Linked DNA regions of Mus musculus: region 1 is linked to region 2. Evidence: chromatin loops called from intact Hi-C (ENCODE). Cell type or tissue: heart. All regions are shown on one strand.

Region 1 (5,000 bases), 84 kb after region 2:
TGCCTTCTTGTTGCCTTTTGGAGAGTCGACAGGCATAGTCTGGGCACTTGTTTTCTGAATTGTCACCATGGGGACAGTAAAAGAAAAGCCGTGTTCCAGGTCACCCAGCCTAAGGAAGGCTGAAACCCCCAACTCCTGCTTTTTGTAAAGGACCTAAAGCCAGACATCTCTGATGGAGAACAGGGACAACCCGGCTCTGATGCAGGAAATGGCTTCTTAGCTTGCCTGCCACACACTCTGGGTAACCAGGAAGGAGGAATTCCTGTAATGGCAGTCAGTGACCATGTTGGGGTAAGGTGTGGTAAGGGGGACCCAACAGAACAGGAGCTCCAGGCCTTCAGGAAACAGGACAGCACACACGCGCACGCGCACACGCACGCGCACACACACACACCTCTCCCTCCAATGCCTCCCTCAGTTTTTCCAACCTGGCAGAAGAGGAATGATGGAGCAGACAGAGCCACGGAATGTTAGTCAGAAGCTGTGGGATCCAATGGCGTGGGGCGGGATTGGAATTTGGAAAGACTCATGTCAGTATTTAATCTGGCCTGGAAAAATGTCTGCCGGGGCCTCCTGACAGAAGCCCTGACCTACTGTGGGCTTGAGGAAGGTGTGCGGAGGGGTGCTCTTAGAGCCCATGAATAGCTGATCTAGATGCTGTGTCTAGTGGCTCACAGGTATGGGAACTTGGATGTTAGCACAGTCTGCAGGCTCCATGTCCAGACCTCTGGCTCAGTCCCAAATAGGACTGAAAGTGGCAAATGACGTTCAGCCACCTCGTGTGCCCCCTGGCCCTGTACACAGTAACAGACTCAAGCCCCACCTGCACTATACCCACTAAATCTACTCCCGAGGACCAGAAGGGAACACCAAAAAGCGTCTCAGAGCTTCTGCTCCTCCTCAAAGTATATTTCACAGCCCCACTCTCCCGGGACCTAACTCTTCTCCAGGCCTGAATTCTGTGTTTGAGGGCAGTGCAACATGGTTTGCTACAGCACACCAACCCATCTCGGGCAGTTCTTAACGGAGACTAAAAGCAACTGATGGTGTTAATTCAAAACCACCTTCCTCCACAGCCTCGGCCTTCTGTGCCGTCTTTCTTGGAAACCTTCATCTTCACACTCCCTCCTTCCCCCGGGAGGAACCCCTATTGTCTCTAAAAATTGGGTTAGCTCCTACCGATCAATTCTGATTATAGTTCCAGGCACCTGTGCAGGATGAGGGACGTGTCTGACGGGACAAAGCCAGCCCTGTTCTACACTTGGCTCGAGGCTGCCAGCATGGGTATCTGTGAATGATGGTCACGCCAGACCCTGCCCCCTCCTGCCACCTTATCTAAACCAGTTCACAGAAAATGACAATAAGAGTGGTCTTCTAGGGAGCCAAGTAGAAGGAAGGCAGCCCTGATGGCTTCCGGTGTGAACTTCTGTTGTCGCTTTTGGAGTTTGAACTGGGATTTTGAATGTCTTCTTTTCCTTTCAAGTTACTGAGGGTAGACGGTGGTGTCATCCAAGAGGACAACAGAGACAGCTGTGCGAAGCCTTGTGTTGAGATGACCCAAAACTAGAACATCTATTTCATGGCTTAGGGGAACTCCTCTACAAAAGAGTCCCCAGAGACTTCTGAGAGTAAAAAAGAGACCACAGCCTAGGGGGATGGCTCTGTCCCTGTCTCCACCTACCCCCAAGTTTAAAGTTCAAATCCTCAGAACCTACGGGGTCTTGTGGGAAGGATACCCAAGGGCACTCAGGGCCCTTGAAGGGCCCGTGGAAGTGGGGAGTTAGGGGACAGGCTGCAGAAGCTGGAACATTCCCCTGGTGGTGGTGACAGCTTGCCTGTAGTTCTAACCTCGGAAGACAGATGATTCCTAAGGCAAGATAGCTACTTACCGAGAGTAGAGATTCCAGCAAGCTCTGGGTTTGACTGAATGTCCTTAGCTCAGTGAGGGAAAGCATTGATGAGGAACCCTGACGTAGCCTTAGGCCTCACATGCATACATGCCCACATACACAGGTGTTGCAGAACATACAAACATGCTATATACATGTGCACACCACATACACATGAAAACTGAAAAGGAAAAAAAACTAAATAAAAGAGGCAGACTACAAGGTGTGGTGGTACATGCTGGCTGTGATAGCCCACACTCAGGAGGTCACACAGGAGGATCTGGAGTCTAAGGCTGTACTTAGCTACATAGTAAGTTTAAGAGCAGTCTGAACTATATGAGACCCTGTCTCCCGAAGTAAAAAAGGCCTATGTGATCGTACAAGGAGGCAGGGGGATTATTTGATTTTGTTTGGTTTAGGATTTTTTTTTTTGAGATAGGGTCTCTCTGTGTAACGCTGGCTGTCCTGGAACTCACTGTGTAGTTCAGATTGCCCTCGAACTCACAGAGATCTGCTTGCCTCTGCCTGCCTAGTGAGGCTAAAGGGCTTCTGCCAGCATGCCTGGCTATTTATTTGACTTTGGCATTTCTAGCCTGCTCTCCCCTTCCAGTCCCCTGAAGGCTCTGGCACCCAGACACTCAGCTCTAAGGCCAGGATTTCTCTCTTTCACGTCCTACTACTTTCCGTACCTGCAAAATGACAGGAAATGTTCAAAAATAGTGTACCCTATTCCTGGAGTGGCCTTCTTGCAGTGTGCCGCCATCAGCAAAGCGGTCCTTCCAGGAGCAGCCAAACCTTTAGAGAAGCTGTGAGCTCCACCTACCCTCTGCTTCCCCCTGCTGCCCACAGGGGGAAAAAACAAGGCCCGGTGGGAAGGACATCCGGGACATTTGGGGAGCAAAGCAGGGGGTGGGAATTAGGGGGGTAAGAGGTTGAGCTGGGGAGGCTCACACCTCCCCAGCGTGCTCTGTTCCCAGCATGGTCCCCAACGGTGCCAATCCGTCTGACTCCAATACTTTAGCACCACCCCCCCCCCCCCGTTCAACTCTTCCACTCCACCCCCACCCCAGTCTTTATTCTTTATTTCAGCGGATTCAAAGGGGCCCTCTGTGCCCATTTTGTATCTGTTTCCTAAGCTGAGCTTCTCCCACCCGCCCTCCCTTTTTGTCCCGCCAGAGTTCTCCATCAGCAGCTTCTGCACGGTGGTGGACGTCATGAACTTCTCCAAGCTGCAGGTGCTACGCCTGGATGGGAACGAGATCAAGCGCAGCGCAATGCCGGTGGACGCCCCACTCTGCCTGCGCCTCGCCAACCTCATCGAGATCTGAGGGGCCTCGCCTTGGGCTCCTGGCTCCGGGCTCCGAGTACCGTGCACCGTGCACCGGGCTCGGGGTACATGCCCTGCCACCCCGCTGCATGTTTGGCTTTTGCTGGATGGTCTGGGACACGCATGTGACAGAAGTCCACAGGATCTTATTCAATCTCCTTCCAACAGGCAGAGTTAGGTGGGATCAGGGGCCAGGCCAGTTTCTGCAGGGGGATGAATTTGGTGGTAAAAGAAATATAGCTATAGAGTCTAGCCCCAAAATCTTCTTGCTTGGACAGTAGCATATAACCAGTTCCAATTTGACCTTTTTTGAGCTGTGCTCAACAGCATGGCCAGCTGCTTCTGCAGTTGCTCTGGGCTCCTGCTCTTTGCTCCTCAAAACATCACAACACACCTCTTGCCCAGTCACCTCCTCCCAGCCCCAGCTCACCCTCTCTGCCCTCTTTCACTGGGGCCTCTTCTAATGTCTTAGGCAGTCAGGAGACACCCACACCCTAAGGGCACACTCTTATCTGAGGCTAAACGGATGGCTAAAATCACACACTTACCCCCACCTCACCTGTTTAAAGTCACCATATTGAACACCATAATGATGAGCTGTTAACATAGGGGATAACCGACTCTATAATGGAGGATCTATCAGAGGAGGGAAGTGTCCAGTGGTCATTATCAGTATCCATAGTAAGATGGGGAAGAGACACACCTCAGGATAGCAGAACTGAAGGGGCAGCCCCCTTTCCAGTTTCATCTGACACAACATGATCTGCACCCCTTCTTGGGCTTTTAGTATCGAAGGGGCAAGCGTGGTTTTCAAAACATGAGAAAGAGCCTCTGCTCATCCTTTGGTCTAGTATGAAGGGTTGTTACGCAAATGGCAGAGGCAGACTCCACCCGCCGAGGACCTACCCACTAACCCAGACTAGGGGGTGATCTCAATAGCTCGTTTGTCCATAATGCTAGAGCATCAGGAACCAGCCCTGTGGAGATGCTCACTGGGGTGCAAGAAGCCCTGCCAGGCCCAAGTCCTGCCGACACTAGACCTGGCTTCCTCTGCATTCACACTATGCAGTCCGCCTTATGCCCAGTGGTGCCTGTGATTTGTAGTTTGTCTAAGAACAGCCCCATCTTCTCCTTTTTAAAGGTGATATTGCCTAGGTACAACCAACAGCTTCTTCTAGACCCCACTGGGATAGAGCCACCAGGGTAGCGAGTGGCAAGAAGCAGTTGTAAGATGCTAGCCTGAGGTGGGTCCCTGCCTTAGACCCCTGACTCTGTGTGCACTTGGGAGCAAGCTTCTCTGGAAAGGACAGGGTGGGGCGGGGTGCTTAGACTGTGCTACGGGTTCCAGAACTGCAATCCACAAAAGCCAAACCAGCTTGTTTCAACCGGGGAGTGCCACCTGCGGAGCAAGGCTGCCCTGGCCAGGGTTCTTGGGAAGCACCTGCATGTATCACCATCCTGCCTCTGAAGAGCCCTCAGCATGAAGCAAGCATGAATGGCGGCCAACCTAACCAATAAAGTTATTTTATAAGTGCATCTGCAAGGATGGAATGGTTGGTGGCAGCCCTCGGCATCGCCTCGGGGTACCTAGACACACAGGCCTTGAACCGTGTCAGCTCTTTATAAAGAGTAGCCTATATAAAAACTCAAGTTAGCAAGTGTTGTGGTATGAAAGCTCCTAGATCTATTCTCACTATTTACCCACCCTTTTGTCTCGCAAGAGAAAGAAAAACGGAGTTTGAGGGCTGGGTTTTGTTTGTTATTTTTGTTTCTGTTATTGTCAT
Region 2 (5,000 bases):
CTTTAGGACTGGACTTGGGTACTGGCCCTAAGCCCTCAGCATTGCTTTGGTGCTGATGCATGGAAGGAATGGGGTGTGGTGGCTCTGAGGTTAGCTGGGCCAGCAGCAACTATGAGAAAGAAAGGCCGGCAGCCAAGGAACTGTTCGTTTGTTCCAGGACTGGAAGTCAGTTTGGTGTAACCTATGACCTGGAGAATTTGGGCTGCCCCAGGTCCAGCTGTGTCCAGATGTAGAGCCCACAGGCTCAGACATGTCAATTCCTGTTTGTTCAAGGCTCACCACCGCCTCTCCTACAGCCAGACCCAAGGGTGGCTCTGGGAAGGGAGGAACTGGGCCTTCTGTCTCCAAGTTAAGGCCGCTGAGGCTTCAAGGAGAAATGGGAGCTTACTGTGCCTGACAGGGCCTGGGTGCAGAAGTAAGGCAGGGAGGGAAAACTGTATGGAGAGAGGGGGGTGTGAACAGCTGCGTCTGCTCCCTGGAGCTTCTCAAGGGATCGTGAGTTCCAAGAATGGGGGCTGCAGGCTCCTAAGCGTGTTTGTGTTTTAGACTTAACACCTTTTCATACAAGTTGTTGTCGCTCCATGAATCATGTCAGAGGGAAGGAGGGAAGGATGGAAGAAGAGAGACAAGAGTAAGGGGGCGGGGGTTGTTGGTTCCTTAACTTCCCCTCAAAATCAATTGACTGTCTAATTAAGACATGGCAGTATTCTAACTGAAATCTAACTTCTATTAGAGGCGGGTAGGCCTAGTTCAACCCTAAGCTTCCAGACATCTGGACCTCAAGTTCCATGTCTCCACGGCTTCAGCCTCGTTACTCTTAGATGAACTGCTGGTTGAGGGTTAAGGAACCAAGTGGAATCTGATGGGCAGACCTGAGTTCAAATGCACACACCACCGCTTTGCCGTGGTGCTTAAATCAAGGTGCTTAGACTCCCTTACGTTGGCTCCGTTTGCTATTGAGCAGGACAGGGTCCCACTACAGAGATGGCTCAGTGGTTACAAACACTTGCTCTCCCAGAGGAGCTGGGTTTGGTTGGTAGCACCCACACCAGGCAGCTAACAGCCATTTGTAATTCCAGCTCCAGGGCATGCATGCCCCTTGGACATTTACACACCACACACTCACACACACACAGATACACACACACACACACACACACACACACACATACACACACAGATACACACACATACAAACAAATAATAATAAATAAATCTTAACCAAACAAAACACAGAAGGTACGGTCCCCACTGTAATAAAGGCTTAAGGAAATAAGGTGGGAAAGCCTGCACAACACCACCTCACAGCACCCCGGGAATGCTAGTACCCTCACTGTCCCAGGAGTAGACAGCTCCTCATGCTGCCATCCCTCCAACTACCCCTACTCCAGCCTCGCGTCTCTGGCCACCTGACCTTTTCCATGCCCAATTCCTGCCTCTGTGGCTGCCTATGGCCCCTGAACATCCATTTCTACCTTTGGCTCAACTCTGAGCAGGGGAGCTTGACAGTGTTCCCCAGGAGGCTTGCCTTTTAAGAAGGGAGGAGCCAGCCAAGAGCCCAGGATCAGTCACAGGGACAGGACTTTCTATGGGGTATGGGGGTGGGGGTGGGGTAGTCAGAAGCCTCACACATAGCCTGTTATTTGCTGTGAAATAAGAAAGAAAGAAAGAAAGAAAGAAAGAAAGAAAGAAAGAAAGAAAGGAAGGAAGGAAGGAAGGAAGGAAGGAAGGAAGAAAGAAAGAAAGAAAGAAAGAAAGAAAGAAAGAAAGAAAGAAAGAAAGAAAGAAAGAAAGAAAAAAGAACAGTGGGTGCTCCCAAGTTCTACAGCACCCCAGGGTCCTGCCTCCTCTAACCTTCTATCTTATCCCCATGACACAAGCTGAAAAGCTTTGCTGCCCTCATTCTGCCCTTCTTGCCTGCCCAGGGCGGTTGACAGAGTCTGGGACCTTCAGGTATGGCAGATAGCTTGGCACAGTCCCTGCCAGAGGGGAAGGATCATATACATGCCCAGACCTCATCTGATTAAAAAACAGCTGCCTCAAATGCATTGTGTCACAGTTCTTAATTTGGAGGGGAGTGACACGGAGGCTCAGGCTGGCCTGATGTGAGGTCAGCCGACACTGACAGTAAGCGTACTGTGCGGTCAGCCAAGAATCCAGGCCCGTGGCTCCAGCCACACGTCAGAGAAAGTGCTCTGGTGCGGACTTAGACTCATGCCATGGAGGGTCCGCTGATAGGCTGTGGGGACAATGGCTTCAGAATCCTCCTTTTTAATGGCTCACCAGTCCTCAGGAATCATGAGCGGGGCCGGCTTTTTGTCCACCAAGGGGCACCCGTGCACTGTGAGGAAGGTCCAACCGGCTCTGCCAGCGTGGCTCTGTCCAGGGTGAGGAGCAAAGGTTTGGGGAGGAGTCACTTTGTTTTTAAGATTCCCTGGCAAGCGCCTCTCACATTCCAGAACACAGAGGACCGAGGACCCCTGCTTGTCCAGAGGCATCCGGGGCTGGCAGCCAGCCCAGGCCTTTCCTGTCCTCTTCATTCCAAAGGTCTCTGTTCGGTTTCTGCATCCCTCCTTGGTGGAAGGCTGTGCTGGGACTGGGAAAAGCTGGGGAACTTCCTGCTTAACTCGACGCTCTTGGGAAGCCACACATATCTAGACATTCACTGAGTACTTACAAGTGCCCAGCACTGTGGCAGCCACCCAGAAAGTGACACTGAAGGAGCCCTGATGTCTGCCTATGGGGCCATGGACCCACAAGGTGCACACTTCAGAGCCTGAGCAGGTGGGTGCATCAAGGGACTCAGAAGAGATGCTACTGAGGGTCTGTGCCACTGGAGCCCATTGGCTGCAGGATTCGGGGCATCACCTGCTAAATCACATCCAGTGCCTGCTGCCTCACTGGTCCTATGATGAGGGAGAGAAGCTCAGTATTTGTTGAATGAATGAATGCTTGAGTGAATGAAATGAGGCTGTCCAAGAAGACTTCTTGGAGGAAAGGTAGAAGGCTCACACACATGCCTAGATCCTACCTGATCAAAGAACTTCTCCGCTCTTTTTTTTTTAAGATATTTTCTTTATTTACATTTCAAATGTTATCCCCTTTCCTGGTATCCCATCCCCCCTCCCCACTTCCCCTGCTCACCAACCCACCCACTCCCCCTTTCTGGCCCTGGCATTCTCCTATACTGGGGCATAGAAGCTTCACAGGACCAAGGGCATCCCGTTCCATTGATGACCGACTAGGCCATGCTCTGCTACATATACAGCTAGAGCCATGAGTCCCACCATGTGTTTTCTTTGGTTGGTGGTTTAGTCCCAGGGAGCTCTGGGGGAACTGGTTAGTTCATATTGTTGTTCCTCATATGGGGCTGCAAACTCCTTCAGCTCCGTGGCTCCTTTCTCTAGCTCCTCCATTAGGGACCCTGTGCTCAGTCCAGTGGATGGCTGCGAGCATCCACCTCTGTAGTTGCCAGACACTGGCAGAGCCTCTCAGGAGACAGCTATATCAGGCTCCTGTCAGCAAGCTCTTGTTGGCATCCACAATAATTTCTTGGTTTAGTAGTTGTATATGGGATAGATCCCCAGATGGGGCAGTTTCTGGATGGTCGTTCCTTTAGTCTCTGCTCCACACTTTGTCTCTGTAACTCCTTCCATAGGTATTTTGTTTCTCCCTACTAAGAAAGATCGAAGTATTCACACTTTGGTCTTCCTTCTTCTTGAGTTTCAGGTGTTTTGCAAATTTTATCTTGGGTATTCCCAGCTTCTGGTCTACTATACACTTATCAGTGAGTACATATCATGTGTGTTCTTTTGTGATTGGGTTATCTCACTCAGGGTGATATCCTCCAGATCCATCCACTTGCCTAAGAATTTCATAAATTCGTTGTTTTTTCCTTTTTTTTTTTCAAGACAGGGTTTCTCTGTGTAGCCCTGGCTGCCCTGGAACTCACTCTGTAGACCAGGTTAGCCTCAAACTCAGAAATCCACCTGCCTCTGCCTCCCAAGTGTTGGGATTAAAGGCGTGTGCCACCACTGCCCAGCTAAATTCATTGTTTTTAATAGCTGAGTAGTACTCCATTGTATAAATGTACCACATTTTCTGTATCCATTCCCCTGTTGAAGGACATCTGGGTTCTTTCCAGCTTCTGGCTATTATAAATAAGGCTGCTATGAACATAGTGAAGCATGTGTCCTTATTACAAGTTGGAGCATTTTCTGGCTATATGCCCAGGAGTGGAATTGCTGGATCCTCAGAAAATTGAACAGCCAAACTGATTTCCAGAGTGGTTGTACAAGCTTGCAATCCCACCAGCAATGGATGAGTGTTTCTCTTTCTCCATATTCTCGCCAGCATCTGCTGTCACCTGAGTTTTTGATCCTAGCCATTCTGACTGGTGTGAGATGGAATCTCAGGGTTGTTTTGATTTGCATTGCCCTGATGTAAGGATGTTGAACGTTTTTTAGGTGCTTCTAAGCCATTCAGTATTCCTCAATTGAGAAGTCTTTGTTTAGCTCTGTACCCCATTTTTAATAGGGTTATTTGTTTCTCTGGAGTCTAACTTCTTGAGTTCTTTGTATATATTGAATATTAGCCTTTTATCGGATTTAGGATTGGTAAAGATCTTTTCCCTATCTGTTGGTTGCCTTTTTGTTTTATTGACAATGTCCTTTGCCTTATAGAAACTTTGCAATTTTACGAGGTCCCATTTGTCAGTTCTTTTTTTTTTTTTGGCGGGGGGGGGGGGGATCTCGAGACAGGGTTTCTCTGTGTAGCCCTGGCTGTCCTGGAACTCAGTCTGTAGACCAGGCTGGTCTCGAACTCAGAAATCCGCCTGCCTCTGCCTCCCAAGTGCTGGGATTAAAGGCGTATGGCACCACGCCCGGCTGTCAATTCTTGATCTTACAGCATAAGCCATTGTTCTTAAAGTGACCACACAACAGAAATGGCTGCTTGAAACTTCAACAGAGAGAAAGCAGCAAGAATCCAAAGGGAGAAGA

The links. Hi-C counts contacts between places; a loop is a spot of excess contacts. Peaks named below come from ENCODE experiments on the same cell type or tissue, not always from the same donor. Only the 100,000 strongest peaks of a DNase experiment are listed, where the experiment ranks them.
Region 1: it touches region 2 in a loop (7-fold over the local background); 17 of 42 quality-filtered maps call a loop at or near these places.

The regions. Positions count from the first base shown.
Region 1 is chr1:134,043,409-134,048,408 of GRCm38, forward strand. Fmod (fibromodulin) reads left to right here. Exons shown (of 3, transcript NM_021355.4): 3 at 3,066-4,872. The coding sequence ends at 3,217. Among named protein-coding and RNA genes, the nearest start is that of Fmod, 8.7 kb to the left of the region's middle. In heart, a CTCF peak has its summit at 2,721 (motif pointing left); a DNase peak (open chromatin) is centred at 2,743; H3K4me3 peaks cover 915 bases; H3K27ac peaks cover 2,072 bases; H3K27me3 peaks cover 1,239 bases.
Region 2 is chr1:133,959,533-133,964,532 of GRCm38, forward strand. No RefSeq gene overlaps it. Among named protein-coding and RNA genes, the nearest start is that of Bmncr, 15 kb to the right of the region's middle. In heart, a CTCF peak has its summit at 2,322 (motif pointing right); DNase peaks (open chromatin) are centred at 199 and 2,419; H3K4me3 peaks cover 656 bases; H3K27ac peaks cover 1,119 bases.